Regions from separate parts of the Mus musculus genome. Here region 1 is linked to region 2. A link is a loop called in an ENCODE intact Hi-C map of the cell type or tissue named here. Cell type or tissue: heart. All regions are shown on one strand. Each heading gives the region's core, and the rest is flanking DNA. Links, peaks and the distances in the headings are about the cores only. Region 1 overlaps Supt6 (SPT6, histone chaperone and transcription elongation factor). Region 2 overlaps 2610507B11Rik (RIKEN cDNA 2610507B11 gene).

Region 1 (8,364 bases), core at 242-8,241, 53 kb before region 2:
ATGGGCTACACCTTACCTATCAGAACTAGGAATAGCTGGGTGTAGTGGCACACCCGTGTAGTGCTAGCATGTCAGACAGTAAGAGAATAGGAGTTCAAGGTTCACTTCAGCTACAAAATAAGGCCACCCATTGCTACATAAAACTCTTCCTCAAGAAACAAAAACAAGCCCAGGCAGTGGTGGCACACGCCTTTAATCCCAGCACTTGGGAGGGTCAGTACGAGGCCAGCCTGGTCTTCAGAACAAGCTCCAGGACAGCCAGGGCTACAGAGAGAAACCCTGTCTCAAAAAAACTACCAACTAACCGAAACCTCCAACCAAACCAAAAGATGACGTGTAACTGCATGGCTTGAAAGTGTGTCAACACAAGCAGAATTAGTATCATTCACATCAGAAAAAACATTGTCGTGAATGGTGGTGAAGCGCTCTCTGAAATCCCTTGTTTCCATTGGAAGAAGAAATTCAGCTCTTCTGGTTTTTCTATCATGGCTTATGGTCATTGTAGTATATACAGTATAGCATAGCATAGCATAGCCCAGAACAGTATAGCATAGCGAGGAGCAGGGTTCGCCCCTCTGGGCCTGAGGTTGGACTCTGATACTCAATGGGCTAAGTAATTCTCAACAACCTATTTTACCTCTCTGATCTGTCAATCATATTGGCAAAAATTCTTCACACTTAACGAAATGATTGTTTTTAATCAATACAAGCTTACCTTCAGCAGGTGGGTCCCTTTTCGGGGTCCCAGGCCACAGACATACTGGATCAAGGCCTGGCTGTAAGGATGGGCAATGGCACGGTTGACATCCACCCCGACCTCATTGACCCGGTTGATGAATTCACAGTACAAGGCGTTAAGCAGCTCCTCTTTCACAACATGCTCCTAGCAACACAGCAGCAGTAAGGTTACCGTGCCTTCTTACCCTCCTGGCCTACTTGCCAATTCTACTCACCTGCAAGGGATGAAACTTGAGACACAGGATGTCTTCATCTGAGCTGCACACCTGGGCAAATTCTATCAGAGGGTCTTGGATACGCCGGGCTAGAGAGACAGCTTGTCTCAAAACTGGTGGATAATCCCGGAACTCTGCCTAGAACCAAAGAAAGGTCACAGAACCTTAGTGTTCTCAGTGACCAGGAAGAGAGAGACCATACCACCCTGGCAGGAGGCCACTCTCTTATCTTCTTTGAGCCCTTCCTTTCCTAGAATCAATTTAATCTCTGCAGTTGCCAACCTGAACTATGTCTGGTAGCCCAGGAAGTGTGTGAGTAGGTAAATTAACAGGCCTAACCTGGACAACCTGTATTTCCTGTCCAGTCTCTGAGGTCTAGAGCAGTCCCCAGAGCAAGCCTTGAGGTAGGGAGTCAGCATTACCTCTGATTTCTTGCTGTTCATGTACAGAATGGCCAGCTCATTGTCAACCAGCTCCACCCCAATAGAAGACAGCTGTTGGCCTTGGTCCAGCTCATGCACTATCCGCTTCACATCCTCAGTCAGCATCTGGGCATCCCTAGAAGGATGAGCAGTACTGGTTAAAGGATGCCCTTCCTCAGGGATGGAGAGTGTTGCTGATGCGTGAGTGTGGAGAAAAGAGCTTTAAAGACAAAGAACCACCTCTCCAGAGAAACCCAAGGGTGTCAACATCACCCCCTGACACAAAGCCTCTGCTCCAGACTGTACCCGATTTAGCAATAAGAGACGAGGGACTGGGTCACAGCCTTGCCCCAGGCTTTCCCAGAGCCCCGCGCTCCTCCTTACCTGTTCTCTCCTGCGATAGTGACCACATGAGGCTTCTTATTCACAAGAAACTTCTTTAGGGTTTCAATATCTTGAGCCTGAATTAAAAGAAAATTGTAGCTGAACAACTCTGAGCATGGAAAGTTTTCTGGGTACGGTGGTATGTCTTTAATTCCAGCATTTGGGAGGCAGAGGCAAGCAAATCTCTATGAGTTTGAGGTCAGCCTGGCCTACAAAGGGAGTTCCAGGACTATGACACAAAGAAACCCTGTCTCAGGAAAAACAAAAGAACAATCAACATCCCCCCCCCTTAAAAAAACAAGAACATAAACCATAGTTGTTAACTTTGTTAAATTTTTTAGAATAAGGGTCTTATAAAATTTTAAGATATCATTATGATAAGTCTACAGAGTGACTTCTAGGACAGCAAGAGCTACACAGAGAAAGCCTGTCTCAGAAAACCAAAAAAAAAAGAAAGAAAGAAAGAAAGAAAGAAAGAAAGAAAGAAAGAAAGAAAAGGAAATTCAGAAATATTTCAAATTCAGCCTTCTTATGAAAAAAGAGGTGATGACGGGGAGAAGCAGGGAGAGGCTGGCGTAATTCCCCAGTGGCTCTCAGCTCATGGGACAGTGTGACCCAGATGCTGGTAAGAAGAGAAGCAGCCAAGACAGATGCAGAGGGACACAGGCCTGGGCACCGGCTGCATACCAGAGAGAAACCACACCCAGTAACTGAGTGCCATCTACTGCCTGCAGAATTAAGACAGACTTCCAGAGATGAGATAGTTTTTAAACATTACAATGGGGATCAGAGCCGGCCTTTAAACCCAGCACTTGGGAGGCAGAGGTAAATGAATCTCTGCGAGTTCAAGGCCAGCCAAGGCTACACAGTGAAATCCTATCTCAAAAAACAAAACAAAACAACAACAACAAAAACATGGGAATCAAAGTATCAGTAAACAGTGTGGTTTACTGTTTTTTTACGTGGTGGTGGTGGTGGTGCATGCTTTTAATCCCAGCAATGGAGGGGCGCCAGGGAGGGTAGAGGAAGGCAGATCTCTGAGTTCAAAGCAGCCTGGCCTACATCTGATACTATTCCCTAAGGTTATCACATTCCTCTGGTGTATCCTTAATGAGTGATAAACTTATTTATGTGAGGTTCTGTTGTTTTGATCTCGCTGATTGCAGAGCGCACCCCGGGTACACGCACGTGACCAGTGTTGTAGAGATTTACCTTCTTTTCCCGCTCCTCTTCTCTCCATGCAGTTCGCCGCTTGGTAAAATGGGGCAGGCGGAGGAAATCAGTCACTTCTCCTTCACCATTGACTAGGGCACAGAACACAGGGTGATCTCTGCCAGCCAGCCAGCCACGGAGAGAACAGCGCAACAGTTAGCAATCTGAACCATGAATGGGAAGAAGAAAACATGAAAGACGGAGAGAGATGGTGCAGGGCAGACAGGTACCTGGCAGAGGAGAAAGCAATGCCTAGGACTCGGATGCCCTTCCCCTGGTTCTCATCCATAAAGTCGTCGTCCTCCTCTACCTGCTGATCTGGACGGTAGGGTGCCACTCTCAACCAGTTGTAGAGCTTTCGGCTACAGGCCTAAAGGAAAGACCCAGCAGGCACTGTGGTCACCAGGGCCTTCAAGCGGACAAAGGCATGTATTCATGGGAGCACATCTTCCTAGCTACTTGGCAGGCTTACAAGTAGTTCTACAAAGAAGGAAAGTTAGGGCATCGTGGCATGAGCACACAGGAGGATCACAAGGTCAAGCCTGGGTTAAGAGAGAGAGAGAGAGAGAGAGAGAGAGAGAGAGAGAGAGTGTGTGTGTGTGTGTATGTGTGTGTGTGTATGGAGATAGATAAGTCTTAGCATATAAAGAAAGGCCCCCGCTGCCAGCCCTGACAACCCGAGTTCAATACATGGGAACCACATAGCAGAAGGGGAGAATCAACTTCTGAAAGGTAACCTTGACCTTCACATATCTGTGCATATACCCATACACATAATAAATAAATAAATAAATAAATAAATAAATAAATCAGACCAAAATGAGCTTAGGGCTAGGGTGGTATGCTCAGTAGTAGAATACTTGCCTACTTGTGCAAGGCCTTGGGTTAACTACCTAGTTACCACCCCAGAGAGGGCAGACGCATGAGCTTGTGGGCCTCACCTTCACAACACTCTCCCTGGCCTCAGCTAGCAGCTTGTTCTTAAGTTCTTTGGCCATTTGCACGTAGAGGAACTGCTGCAGAGCTCGCTCAATGGCCATAGTGCGCTGCCGGTTCCATTCCTGTACTTGGTGGCTGAACTCATCCCGGTAGTAAAACTGCTTGATCTCCTCAAAATATGTCTGGTCATTACCATACCTGAAGAAATATACAAAGCTCTGGTTCTGACAGAGAAAACACAACGCTCAGACATGCACAAGTGAACCAATGGTAAGCTCATATAACTCAGAAATGGTGGTTTGCGTTCCTGAGAGCTGCCCTCCCTCCACCAACTTCTTCCAGCTCAAGGCTTCACTTACCCTTCCACTCCCTTCATATCTATGCTGATGTCAATGGTGAGCAGCCCTTCATCCTCAGCCAGGCCTATCTTGAGGAACTGGTCGTCTCTCAGCTCTTTAACAGGCTTGTTCTTTAAGTACTTAAAAGAGTAAGCGTAGTGGGCCTCATCCACATCCTAAAGTCACAGAGAGGACGGCGTGAGCGGGAGGCAGTGCTTGCTCAGGGAGGAGAGGCTGCCATTGGGCTCCACATAGATGCAGTTTAGTGTGGCGGTTTAGAACAGTCGCCCTTTCCCCAACTTACCTTTCTACCTTTCTTGGTTGGGGTTATGTTTAGCTTGGCTCTCTCCTGAAAGGTTTGTCTCAGCACCTGTCTGACAAGGGGCTCCCTGGCAATCTGTAGTGCAACCATGTATCGGGCACCTTCAAGCACAGCTTCTGGTGTAGGGAACTGGCTGTGGGGACAACAGTGGAGCTGCAGGATGAGGGTGTCTCATCCGGGTCACCCCTCCTGCTGGTCCACTACTGCATGCCCACCTGCACACGTAATCTTTGGCCAGCTCCAAAGGCTCTGCAGGGAACTGCTCTGTCTCGTGGCGCTGGTAGCTGTCACGGAGGTTCTCCCCAAACTGCTCAGGTGTGAGGCCAAACTTTTTGGCCAGGCCATCTAGAGCAAACAGAAGAGTGATAGGTGAGGCTGCAGCCAGCCAGCAGAATGCTCAGTGGTTACAGGGACAGCAGCTGTCTTGGAAATCAGACAACAAGACAATTAGCAGGCAGGGCAGGTCACCAAAAGGCAACAAATAAAACCTGACTTTAATCACCTGGAAGACTTAACTACTTTAGAAATTCAAGAGCCACTGGATAATCGTAGGGAAGGGGATATATAAAGATGGCTGGGGAACGAGTGTTCACGGAGACCTGGGTAAGTAACTAAGGCATTCTTTCTTGTTCCTGTCCACTAGGGGATTATTGCAGCTGTTTCCTTATTTAAAGCTACAATGCCTAGGTGACAAAGAAGGTGGTTTGTACCTAGCCCGGCACTCTGGCAGATGGTATACATGTCTCGGCGGGAGGCTTGCTTGAGCTCTGGTCCCCTCTGTTCCTCATCTTCAGCCTCCTCACCTTCACCTGGGAACAAAATTTGAGACCAGTCAGCTCTTGTTTCTGAGGTGCTTCCAAGGATCTGAGAAAGCTCCAAGGACGTGCACGCCAACCAGTGACAGAGCATCCCTTCTCCACACGCACCTTCTTCATCGCCATCCTCCTTTATGCGTTTCAGCTTCTTCCGGCTAGCCTTGGCAGCATTCTGCATCTTGGGGATGTCACGCCCGTAGTAAAGTAAGAAATGGTTGTAGACGTCTTTCAGTTCATCCATTGACTGAACATCTTTGAGCCTGAAGGGGAAAGGTGCAGCATCCCGTTACTGAGCGAGCTCTGCTGTAAGGTGTCTAGGTCCCAGGAGGCAACATCAAGTAGGACGAACAAAGTCATACAATAGTTCCTAGCTTCAGCTCAAGCACAGCTAAGGTATCTTAAGGAAATGCAACTTGTTGGGAGTGGCAGTGCATGATTGAATATTTAAAGACTGAAGCTAGAAGCTTGCTTCAAGTCTGAGGTAAGCCTGGGACATTCAGCAACATCCTACTTCAAAAACAAACAAGAGCCGGGTGGTGGCGGCGCACACCTTGAATCCCAGCACTTGGGAGGCAGAGGCAGGAGGATTTCTGAGTTTGAGGCCAACCTGGTCTACGGAGTGAGTTCCAGGATAGCCAGGGCTACACAGAGAAACCCTGTCTCGAAAAAACAAAAAACAAAAAAACAAACAAAAAAAAGAAAAACAAAAAAAAAGAAAAAACAAAACAAACAAACAAACAAACCAAAAAACCCAACAAGAAAGCTGGGTGTGAGAGCTGGGAGTATGAGCAGCCAGAGGCCAGACTGGATTATAGGAGATCCTGTAACAAGATGTACACACTTACACAAAATAAGGACACAAACTTACACAAACTGAAATGATCAGTGGTAATTATTAGAAGTGAATGTATAAAAGTCAGGTATGGCAGGACATCCCTGTAGTCTCAGTACTAGAAAGACAGGCTAACTAGACTATAAGACTGAGGTCAGTCTGGGCTGCACAGTAAGACTTTGTCTCAAGAGAAAAAAGTGGTATAAAGAAGAGGCAGACACAGACGTGCCTAGTGAAGTTCAAAGTCCTTGAAAGTACTTCTTAGCTTAAGTACTACCCACCCAAACTATCTGTTGCCCTCCACTACCACACTGTTCAGGCTCCCAAATTACTTTCCAATTATAAAGTGTTTCTTCTTATGCAACCTTCTGTACACTGGGTGAATGCACATGTTATCTGATGGGAACACACGACACAGGGGCTGGTGAGATGGCTCAGAGGGAAAGCACCTGCCTGCCACTGTATTGCCTGATACCTTTCCTGTTTGCTCAATTCTGGTGCTGGGATTACAGGTATGGGACATCACATCTAACTTGAATTTCTAATTCTTTTTAACAATTTAATTTTGGTAAAGAAATCAATTTGTTTTTTATCTACCAATACAGGAAACCAAAATGAATGTCAGTCTCCTCCCCCATAGAGCTCTATATGGCTCAGGCTAACCTTGAACTCATGATCTTCCAAGCTCTACCTCTCCAGTTACAGAAGTGGACCACCACTCAGCTACAAAGTCCACTTTTAGCTGGGCGCGGTGGACAAGCCTTTAGTCCTAGTACTTGGGAGGCAGAGGCAGGAAGATCTCTGAGTTCCAGCCTGGTGAGTTCTAAAGCAGAAGGAGCTACATAGGAGACCCTGTTTTGAAAAATTAAACACAAAGAACGAAGTTTTTGATGTACTCTAAATTTGGACTCTAAAGGCTGCAGACCTATGCTGCAAATTCTGCAAAGCAACAGTGCTCCTGAGGACCTGCCTTCAGCCTGCAGGCGCCCAGTAACAAAGTTAGCCCTGCAGTCCTACCTCTCCATGTCAGTAGTATCTAGAGCCCGGATGCCGTCAGCAAGAGGTTTGTCAGGGTCAGCAGAGATTTGCTCATACTGATAAGCCTGCATCTTCTCAAACAGCCGTGTTAGGTTCTCTTTGCGGATTCTCAGCTGAGTCCACTAGGGCAGAGGAAGGCAGGAGTGAGGACTGGGGTTCAGCTCTGGAGACTCAGGTCTGCTGCTCCCCTTAGCAAAGCCCAATGTAGGAAGCTGGCAGTCCTGGAGGTCACAGCTGCAGAACCCCATACTGGTTTTCCTCCACCCCAGTTCTCAGCTCCTTGTGGGCCTTTTGTCCATGTTACCTTCTCATCCCACTGCCACACCCTCCACAGGTCATTGATGTGCAGCTCAGGTTCCACATACTCCTTTCGGTAGAAGGCAATGAAAGGCACCTATGGTAGCAAGGACACTACTGTCATCCAGAAGAAAGATCTGAAAGTATCTCTTCTGCTGGAAGATAATAATTTCCTAGACTAAAAGCTCCACAAAATTCAAATTAGAAGAAAGCCCTCTCCAACTGGCCTGACCAGTGAAGTGCTCTCCCTAGTGGAGGAGGTAAACTGTCAACAAGTATCCTCTCCCCTGGATCACTAGTACCTCTTGCTAGTGCCCCTACCACGCCTGAGCCAAGGGACTCCTAAGGATGAGGAAGGGGGTTACCACTTGACTTGTAGCTATCTCTTGCCTTATCCTCTAATTTCTAAAGAATTTCTAACTACCGGGCTACCAGAGCTCACGGAGTTACCTCAAAATGCTGATTCCGCATGAAGCCCAGGGCCTCTTTGATCTTCTGAACTGTGCTGGGCCCTTTACGACTGAAGCTACTAGTTGGCTGCCCACGGTCTAGGTAATCACAGCTGTCCTACAATAAGAAGCAAAACAAAACACAGACAGCAAATCATGTTACCCTGTGACTTACCACACAGAGCTTCATAACATTCATAGACATTTTCCTTACATATACACATACAGTGCTCTTTCCATGCATAAAGAAGGAAGCGTCACACAGGGGAGGGACAGCTTCTCAGTCTCATGAACTGGTTTCTCATTTGCATTGGAATTCTTGTTTTGTTTTGTTTTGTTTTTGCAAGCTAGCTAGCTTGCTTC
Region 2 (8,364 bases), core at 254-8,253:
AAGTTGTGTTGCTTATGAGCAGTGGATATTCTCAAAGTTGTATAGTCTAGGAAGTTAAAGATGCAAGTTGTCTGGTGAAGGTCCTCAGCTGACCCAGTGCACCCTTTGTCATCAATATCATAAGGTCTTTGTCCTTGCTGTCAGCTTCCTTTATCAATTCCATCACCTTGGAGTTTAGGATTTTAACCTAAATATCTGGCTGTCGGAGTCGAGTAGGGGGATGAACAGACAAACGTTTAGACCATGGCAGTAGGTGACAGCAGAGAGCTTAGATCCTTGAAAGAAGTGCTAGGGACACTGCATATGAGGAGGGTGTGTGGGTTTTGTAATCTCTAAAAGTGAAGCTAGGGAAGCGCTTCCTCACCTACGTGTCAACCACAGCTTGAATACGTCTGTCCTTTCCTTTGTAGCAATATCCCAGCCCCGAATTCTGGTGTATAGTAGTACCCTGCGCTGGATGCAGAATTTCTGGGCAACTTGGACTAGCATCACAAGGCCTATCTGTAGAGGAAAACTGTTTAATAACTTGAAGCCCAGCAAGAAAAAACTTGGCCAGCACTACAAACAGCTTTCCTATACTGCACTGTTTCCCCAGCTACAGGTTAGACTCAGCATCTAACAGTAGTTAACTGGGTTTCCCTTTCTTAGTTTTTTTTATTTTCTAATATGTTGAATCTCTTAATCCTCTCTTCTGCCATCCTTTCTTCAGTTTTTTTTTCTCTCTCATTACCAGGTACATTACTGGGCTTCCTTTGCCCAGCAACGGGGCATCCAGATTGAGTGCAGTCAGGGCCATGTCTTCACTCGGGGAACTCAGCGGCTTATACCTCAAGGTCAGGCCAGAGGGTCTGTTTCTCCTAGTCTATTCCTTGGGTTTCTTCTTGGTTCCGTTCTCCTCTTCTCACATAACTTTCATACATTCTGCATGGAATATATGCTCCTTTTTTTTCAGCTGGCACAGTGATGCGGCGCCTTATTTCTGAGTGGAGTGTAACCCAGATGGTGAGTGACTTAAGTCAGGTGACTGTTCATCTGATGGCTTCACCCACTGAAGAGAACGCTGACCACTGCCTTGATCCCTTGATCACAAAGACCCACCTATTGAGCCTGTCTTCCCTTACTTACCAACGGCACAGCAATCGCACCACTGAAGAGGTACTGCTTGACAGTCTCTTATCAGTTTATGTTAGTGTCTCAATTTCAGTGGGTAAAATAGACTACTGGTGGCTTAGCAGAAGTTTCTAGTCGTTTTGGAGACTTTAGAAGTCCAACAATATAGTATCATGTCATGTGGCTTTTACTGTCATGTGGGCCCTACCCTCATGTGCCTGTCCACACCTGTTATCTCCTGAGTCCAAATAGCATTTCCTTGGGGTGAGAGTTAAATTCTGGTAAGGTTTCTGTGTTCATACTGTGTATGTCATTATGATATATTCACTTGGTATAGTTGTGTCAGCTGCTCTTTTTAAGTTGCATTTATTGGGTTGGTGGTTACATATGTGTGCAAGTGAGCAGACAGTTAGCAGGAGTCAGTTTTCTCCTCCCACCCTATTAGTCCAGAAGATCCAACTCAAGCCATTGGTTTGGTGGTAAGTACCCTTACCCACTGACCCATCTCACTAGCTGCTGCTGCTTCTTTTTAATTTTTATTACATTAATGTAAAAAGAAAAGAAAGATGTTTGTATGTCTGTGTGTGCATTTGTACACAGGGATCAAACAGAGGTCACCAAGCTTGGCAGCAAACACTTTTAAATGCTGAGTGTGATCAGCTGCTGCTGCTGTCTTGTTTTATTTTTGAGATAGTCTTGCTGTGTAGCCCAAGTTTGGCTTGAATTTTTTTACTTTTCTGTCCTCTTGCCACTGCCTGAAGTGCTGGGATTACAGGCATGTGCTATCTGTCACATAGCGACATCATCCTTGAGAACTCCTGAGCTGGGTATTCGGTTCAGTGTCAGGTATTGGATTAATGAGTTCAATCCCTGGCACCACCGTTCCCCACAAAAAAAAGAAAAAAGAAAGAAAGAAAATTCCTTTTCTTCTCTCCCTCTTAACAAATCTCTTGGTCTTCAGGAAATAGTAAAAGTTTGTTTTTTAAGCCGGGCGTGGTGGCGCACGCCTTAAATCCCAGCACTTGGGAGGCGGAGGCAGAGGCAGGCGGATTTCTGAGTTTGAGGCCAGCCTGGTCTACAAAGTGAGATCCAGGACAGCCAGGGCTATACAGAGAAACCCTGTCTCAAAACCAAAAAAAAAAAAGTTTGTTTTTTAAGATTTTATGCTCTACCTACATATACGCCTGCAGGCCAGAAGAGGGCACCACATCCCAGTTCAGATGGTTGAGAGACACCATGTAGTTGCTGGGAATTGAACTTGGGACCTCTGGAAGAACAGACAGTGCTCTTAACCTCTGAGCCATCTCTCTGGGATGAGTAAAAGTTCTTTCTTTCTTTTTTTTTTTTTGTTTTTTTGGGGTGTTTTTTTTGGGTTTTCAAGATAGGGTTTCTCTGTGCAGCCCTGGCTGTCCTGGAACTCACTTTGTAGACCAGGCTGGCTTCAAACACAGAAATTCGCCCACCTCTGCCTCCTGAGTGCTGGGATTAAAGGCGTGCGCCACCACGCCTGGCTGAGTAAAAGTTCTTTTTTTTTTTTTTCCATTTTTTATTAGGTATTTAGCTCATTTACATTTCCAATGCTATACCAAAAGTCCCCCATACCCACCCACCTGAGTAAAAGTTCTTAACACTTTGTTTAGTGCTGGCTTTCTCCATCTTTCCCAGTTAAGTATAGCATTTGAAATTAACTGATTCATTAAAACTGCATTAAGTGCAGTTAGGATGTAAAGTAATGTACAAACTAAGACGACTTAATATTTCTCGAGGGTCTTGCCATTTCTCCCTCTGTTTATAGCAAGTTTGTCTCTGCATTTCTGTTCAGGAATAGAGGTGGGAATGTCTGTGTGACCCTGGTACCCTTTTCCTGTTTCTCAGGAGCTTTCTGCTCGAGATGGTGATCCTGCCTTTCATACACACCAGCTGTATTTGGTAGATTTACGGATTTCCTGGACAACCACCAATAGGGACATTGCCTTTGGCTTATATGATGGCTACAAAAAAGCAGCTGTACTCAAACGTAATCTCTCTACTGAGGCCCTGAAAGGTTTGAAGATTGATCCTCAGATGTCAGCCAAAAAGCCAAAGCGGGGTATCCCACCTAGTGCCCAAGTCCCACCTCATGTCAGCACTCCCAGCTTCAGTGGACGGCCTGATAAGGGATCATCAGGAGGTAGGCTGGGACAGATGAGACTATGGGTTTACATTTAGAACGTGAACATGTGCTTGGAAAAGGCCTTAAGAATGACTCAGTTATGACTGGTTCCATCTCGATACAGACACAGAGATGCAAGTGTCATTTATTTATATTCGGCCATCTTGGGTTTATATTGCTAAAAATGAGGAAGCTTTGAAAGTCTGTCCTGTGGCCAGAAGATCAGCAAGAATTGGAATCAGAAGAGAAAGGGAAAGAAGCAGAGTTAAGAATGCTTTATTGCTGATGTAGTTGAACACATTTTTAATCTCAGCACTCAAGGCAGAGGACAGCCTGGTCTGTACAAATTCTAGGCCAGCCAAGGCTGTAGAGTGATACTTTTTCTAAACAAAACAATAACAAAAAAAGAACTATTTTTCAAAATTTCAATATTGGACATTGAACTCAGACATTCTAAGCAACTACTAAGATCATATCCACAGCCTTGCATCATTTTGATACATTTACTTTGTTAAGGCAACAAAGATTTAAGTGCTTAGTTGGCATAAAACTGAAACACTACCAGGTTCTTTTTTTATCTTTAGCACTCTGGGGAAAATCTTGAAGGTAAGTAAGACTTGGCAAGAAAGGAATGGCATTTTAGGGTATAACGAATACAAGGCAATGCAAGTTAGTGGTGCCCGTGAGAACAAGTGGAGAAGTGTCAGTGCCATGCAGAAGGAATTCAAAAAATAGGGAAGTTACAGTGAAAGGGAAGGAAATGAGGTGAGGACTTAAATTGAGTTTTTAGGGTATGGCTTGTGGAATGTGTGGAAATGGGGGAAGGGGCAGTCAGTGAGGAGGGAATGACCTGGATAAGAATGATATTAGGGAGCCGGGCGTGGTGGCGCACGCCTTTAATCCCAGCACTCGGGAGGCAGAGGCAGGCTGAGTTTGAGGCCAGCCAGGGCTATACAGAGAAACCCTGTCTCGGAAAAAAAAAACAAAAAAAAGAGAATGATATTAGGAAAGGGTGACCTGTTCAGAGATGGCAAACAGTTTGTTTTCCTTAACACAGTAATAAGAGGAGTGTAAGGAGTGGGTTAGAAAGATTGTTGGGATGGGGATCGTTGGGAGACCTTCCACATTAGGAATGAAGAACTATTGAAGTCTCTGAATAGACTGTCACAATTAGATTTCAACAGGAAGGTAGCTCTAGCAGTGTTGTGTGGGAGGACTGGTGGTGGACAGACAGATGAGGAAACTATTACAGGGTATCAACAGGAGGCAGCAAGGACTGGAAGGAGGTGGAACAGCTGGGATGCGTAAGAAGGACAGAACGTCACTGTGCATATAGGAGACTTGGCTGCTGGAAGGAGTTAAAATGGGGAAAGTATAAGCCTGTTCTATAGCACTGTAGAAGCGGAGACAAGCGGACACACCTGGGTTCAGTTCCTGCCATTGTCTGGATGTGGACCCTAGGAACAAAAATAACACCATTTAAACTGGTATTTCTATTTTTATTGGAAATCGTTCACTTTTATTTTTAGTAACACTGAGGGGAACTAAATAGCTTTTATCTTATCCTTTGGGTCAAGGGTTGGATAGAGTGAACTGCACCCGTGTTCCAGGTTGAAGATGTAGCTCAGTCCTTACCTAGACAGGAAGTAATAGAAGCTCAGTGTGGTCCTGCATGTGTTCTCCTTCCCTTCGAGACGCTGACCTTTCCCCATTTCCGATTTCCTTGCCAGGTGCTTACATGTTGCAGAAGCTGATTGAAGAGACAGACAGATTTGTAGTATTCACAGAAGAGGAATCCGGTATGAGTGACCAATTGTGTGGCATTGCTGCCTGCCAGACAGATGACATATACAACCGAAACTGCCTTATTGAGCTGGTTAACTGCCAGGTATCTTTTTTTAATAGGAAACCAGTACGAAGATAGATCCCAAATAAAAATGTTTACTTCCCTATCATTTTTTTAAAAATACAAAAAAAAAATTAGGATTCTACAAGTTGGATGTGGCGGCTCACACCTTTAACCCAAGGAAGGCTCTTGGGAGGCAGAGCCAGGGGGAATCTTTGAGTTTGAAGACAATATAGTGAGACCCTGCCTCAAAAAGGGGGGCTGGGAGGGGGTCCCACTGTGTGGCTCAGGCTGGTCTCAAACTTGGCTGTCTTTGCCTTGGTTTCCTGAGTGCTGAGGGCTTGTTATTGCTAAACTCAATGTTTCTCCACGTATAACTGAAGAATGGGTGGCGAGAACTCAGCTTTGTACCTTTCTGTAGGTTTCCTGAGTAACACTTCCACGTATAAAACCCAATAAAGCTTGCTCTGTAAGCTAGAGTTAGCAGTGATCTGAATACCCTTCTCAGCCCCCTTTGTGTCTAAAACTGCATTTCTCTTGACATAGATGGTTCTTCGTGGAGCAGAGACAGAAGGCTGTGTCATTGTATCGGCTGCCAAAGCTCAGTTGCTGCAGTGCCAACACCATCCAGCTTGGTATGGTGACACACTGAAACAAAAGACTTCCTGGACTTGCCTGTTAGATGGCATGCAGTATTTTGCCACCACTGAAAGCAGCCCTACTGAACAGGATGGCCGACAGCTCTGGTTAGAGGTTAGTCAGCCTGGGTGGGGAGGTCCATTGTATATCTCTAGTTTTCTATAGTTGGCCCCTTCAACTAGAACCACTGGGAGATTCTTCATAGTACCTACCTTTCTGCTTAGTAGGAAAGGAAGCTGCTGATACCGTGACTGTGAGCAGCCTCTGTGCTGTAGGAACTAGTGCTTTTCTCTCCTGTGGCACTGTTACATTTACCAGCACTAGAGTAAGTAGACAGGAACTTTTTCCTTTTTTAGTTTGTAGTCCCTTAATAAACGTCACACAAACAGGCAACTAAGGAAATAGACAATGGATCTGAGAACTTTTTTTGTCAGTTTGAGACAAGTCTTGCTATGCAGTTTGGTCTCAGGCCCAGGTAGCCTGGAACTGGAGATCCCTTTGCCTTAGCATCTGTAGTGCAGGAAACGTGTCACATGGCTAGCCAAGGGTTTGTTTTTTTGTTTTTTGTTTTTTTTTCATAGCCTTTCATAAAGATGATTGTTTCAGCAATCATTGTTTTTTGTTTTTCAAGATAGGGTTTCTCTGTGTATCCCTGGCTGTCCTGGAACTTGCTATGTAGACTAGACTGACCTCAAACTCAGATATACACCTGCCTCTGTCTCCCAAGTCCTGGGGTTAAGGGCATGTGCTACCACCAACTGGCTAAGGTAGAACATTTTAATTTCTAAGATAGGCTCTTAGACTTACCGGAGGGTTGATGATCATGAGGCATATCAGGCTAGTGTTGTATATTATCATTTATATATTTGACATGTGGTAAGTGTGCACATAAATTAAAGGATTCAGTTATATCTGATAAAAAAACAATAAAAAACATGAATGATGATAATAAAATGAACCAGAGTGATAACCTCTTTTGTAGATCTTCTTGTCCCTGGCTAGAATGTCTGCAAAGGAACTTCTGGTTCAGTCAAGGCAACCTCAAGTGTAATGATGCCAGACACAGATGAACATTTAGATCAGATGTCAAGCCGAGTATGGCCAGGTTAGGTCACATAGGAAGTTAACCAACCATGTCTATTACTAGTATTCTTGGGGGTAGTCACAGAAAGTATCTTAGCTGGAGTTCTGGCTCAGTGGTAACACTTGATTATTATGCATAAGGCCCTGGGTTTGATCCCCATAACCACCAAAGAAATAGGGATGTAGGAGTGGTAATTATCTATGTAAAGGTGGGCAGAAGTTTCTGGGCATTTATAAGCAATGCCACCTTTTATAGTTGAAGGCTTTTTTCCCTCCCCTAAGTTGCATTAGCATTAAAGTGGAGAGATCCTTAGAGTTAGAATATGATTTTTCTCTTCCCCAGGTGACTTTGTGATTCAGTAGATCCGTCATCCAAATCCTGGATCTCTAAAATATTCGTGTGTGTCATTTATATATTTTTTTTGTAAGTTTTTTTTTTTTTAAATGTGTTTGTGAGTCTGCCATGTATGTATAAGTGCCCTCAAGAACCAGAAGAGGGTGTCAGGTCTAAAACTAATTACAGGTGATTGTGAGCTGCCATATAAGTGCTGGGAACTAAATCTGGGTCCTCTGCAAGAAGAGCAAGTGCTTCTAACTGCGAGTCATCTCCAGCCCCTAAAGCCTTATTTATGTTTATTTATTTTTAATATGTATGGGTACTTTGCCTGCGTGTATGTCTGTGTATCCAATGTATGCTTGGTGCCTGCAGAGGCTAGAAGAAAGTGTTAGATCTTATGAGACTTAGAATTACAAGAAGTTGTTAGATGTCCAGTTGATGCTGGGAATAGAACCTTCATCTTTTGGAAGAGCAGTCCGTGAGTGTTCGTAACCACTGAAACATGTCTCCAGTCCTGAAGCCTTGATCTTACTGCTTTGATTTTTCATGCCATTCATTCTGTTAGTTACCCTGATCTCCAAAGTGACAATATCAGAATGGTTTTCTTTTTAAGTAGGTGTATGTATAAGTGAGCATGTGATGTGTGTGCAATAAATATGTGCCTGTGCATTCCCAGAGGCCACAGGAACGGGCATTAAACGTCTATCATGTTGTGCCTTATTCCCTTGAGACAGGGTCTTTCATTGAAATTGGAGCTAGGCTGGGATTTAGCATGCTCCAAAATGTTTCTGTCTCTACCTTCCATAGAACTGGGATTACAGGAATGGGTGGCCTTCCCTGGATTTTTACATTGGTACTGAGGATTTAAACTCAGGCCCTATTATGTATGTATGAGAGAGATCTGTTGTTTTTAGAGGTTAAAAGATAATAGTTTTGTGGAGTCAATTCTCCCACTTTTTAATGTGTGACTGCCTAAATGTCTGTATATCATCTGCATGCCCTCTGACACCAGAAGGAGGGTGTCAGATCCCTAGAACTAAAATTACTTACTAGGTAGTTGCTGATGTCGGTGCTGGAAACCAAACCCTGATCTTCTGGTAGAACAACAAACAAATGCTCGTTACTGCTGAGCCATCTGTCCATCCTTTTCCCCTTTTATATGAGTTCAGACTCGGTCAGCAAACCTTTTACCTACTG

Evidence for each region. Hi-C counts contacts between places; a loop is a spot of excess contacts. Peaks named below come from ENCODE experiments on the same cell type or tissue, not always from the same donor. Only the 100,000 strongest peaks of a DNase experiment are listed, where the experiment ranks them.
Region 1: a loop joins it to region 2, with 1.9 times the contacts of the local background. A loop is called at or near these places in 14 of 42 quality-filtered maps.

Annotation. Positions count from the first base shown.
Region 1 is chr11:78,221,395-78,229,758 of GRCm38, forward strand. Supt6 (SPT6, histone chaperone and transcription elongation factor) reads right to left here. Exons shown (of 37, transcript NM_009297.2): 9 at 8,003-8,119; 10 at 7,560-7,649; 11 at 7,235-7,377; 12 at 5,497-5,645; 13 at 5,281-5,379; 14 at 4,786-4,915; 15 at 4,553-4,703; 16 at 4,270-4,424; 17 at 3,913-4,108; 18 at 3,202-3,341; 19 at 2,972-3,089; 20 at 1,760-1,836; 21 at 1,376-1,511; 22 at 954-1,091; 1 more. Among named protein-coding and RNA genes, the nearest start is that of Supt6, 20 kb to the right of the region's middle. In heart, for the core only: no CTCF peak of the experiment used is centred there; no DNase peak of the experiment used is centred there.
Region 2 is chr11:78,274,055-78,282,418 of GRCm38, forward strand. 2610507B11Rik (RIKEN cDNA 2610507B11 gene) reads left to right here. Exons shown (of 39, transcript NM_001002004.2): 21 at 411-601; 22 at 734-833; 23 at 953-1,155; 24 at 2,986-3,280; 25 at 4,993-5,150; 26 at 5,655-5,861. Among named protein-coding and RNA genes, the nearest start is that of Rskr, 13 kb to the right of the region's middle. In heart, for the core only: a CTCF peak has its summit at 2,300 (motif pointing right); a DNase peak (open chromatin) is centred at 4,977.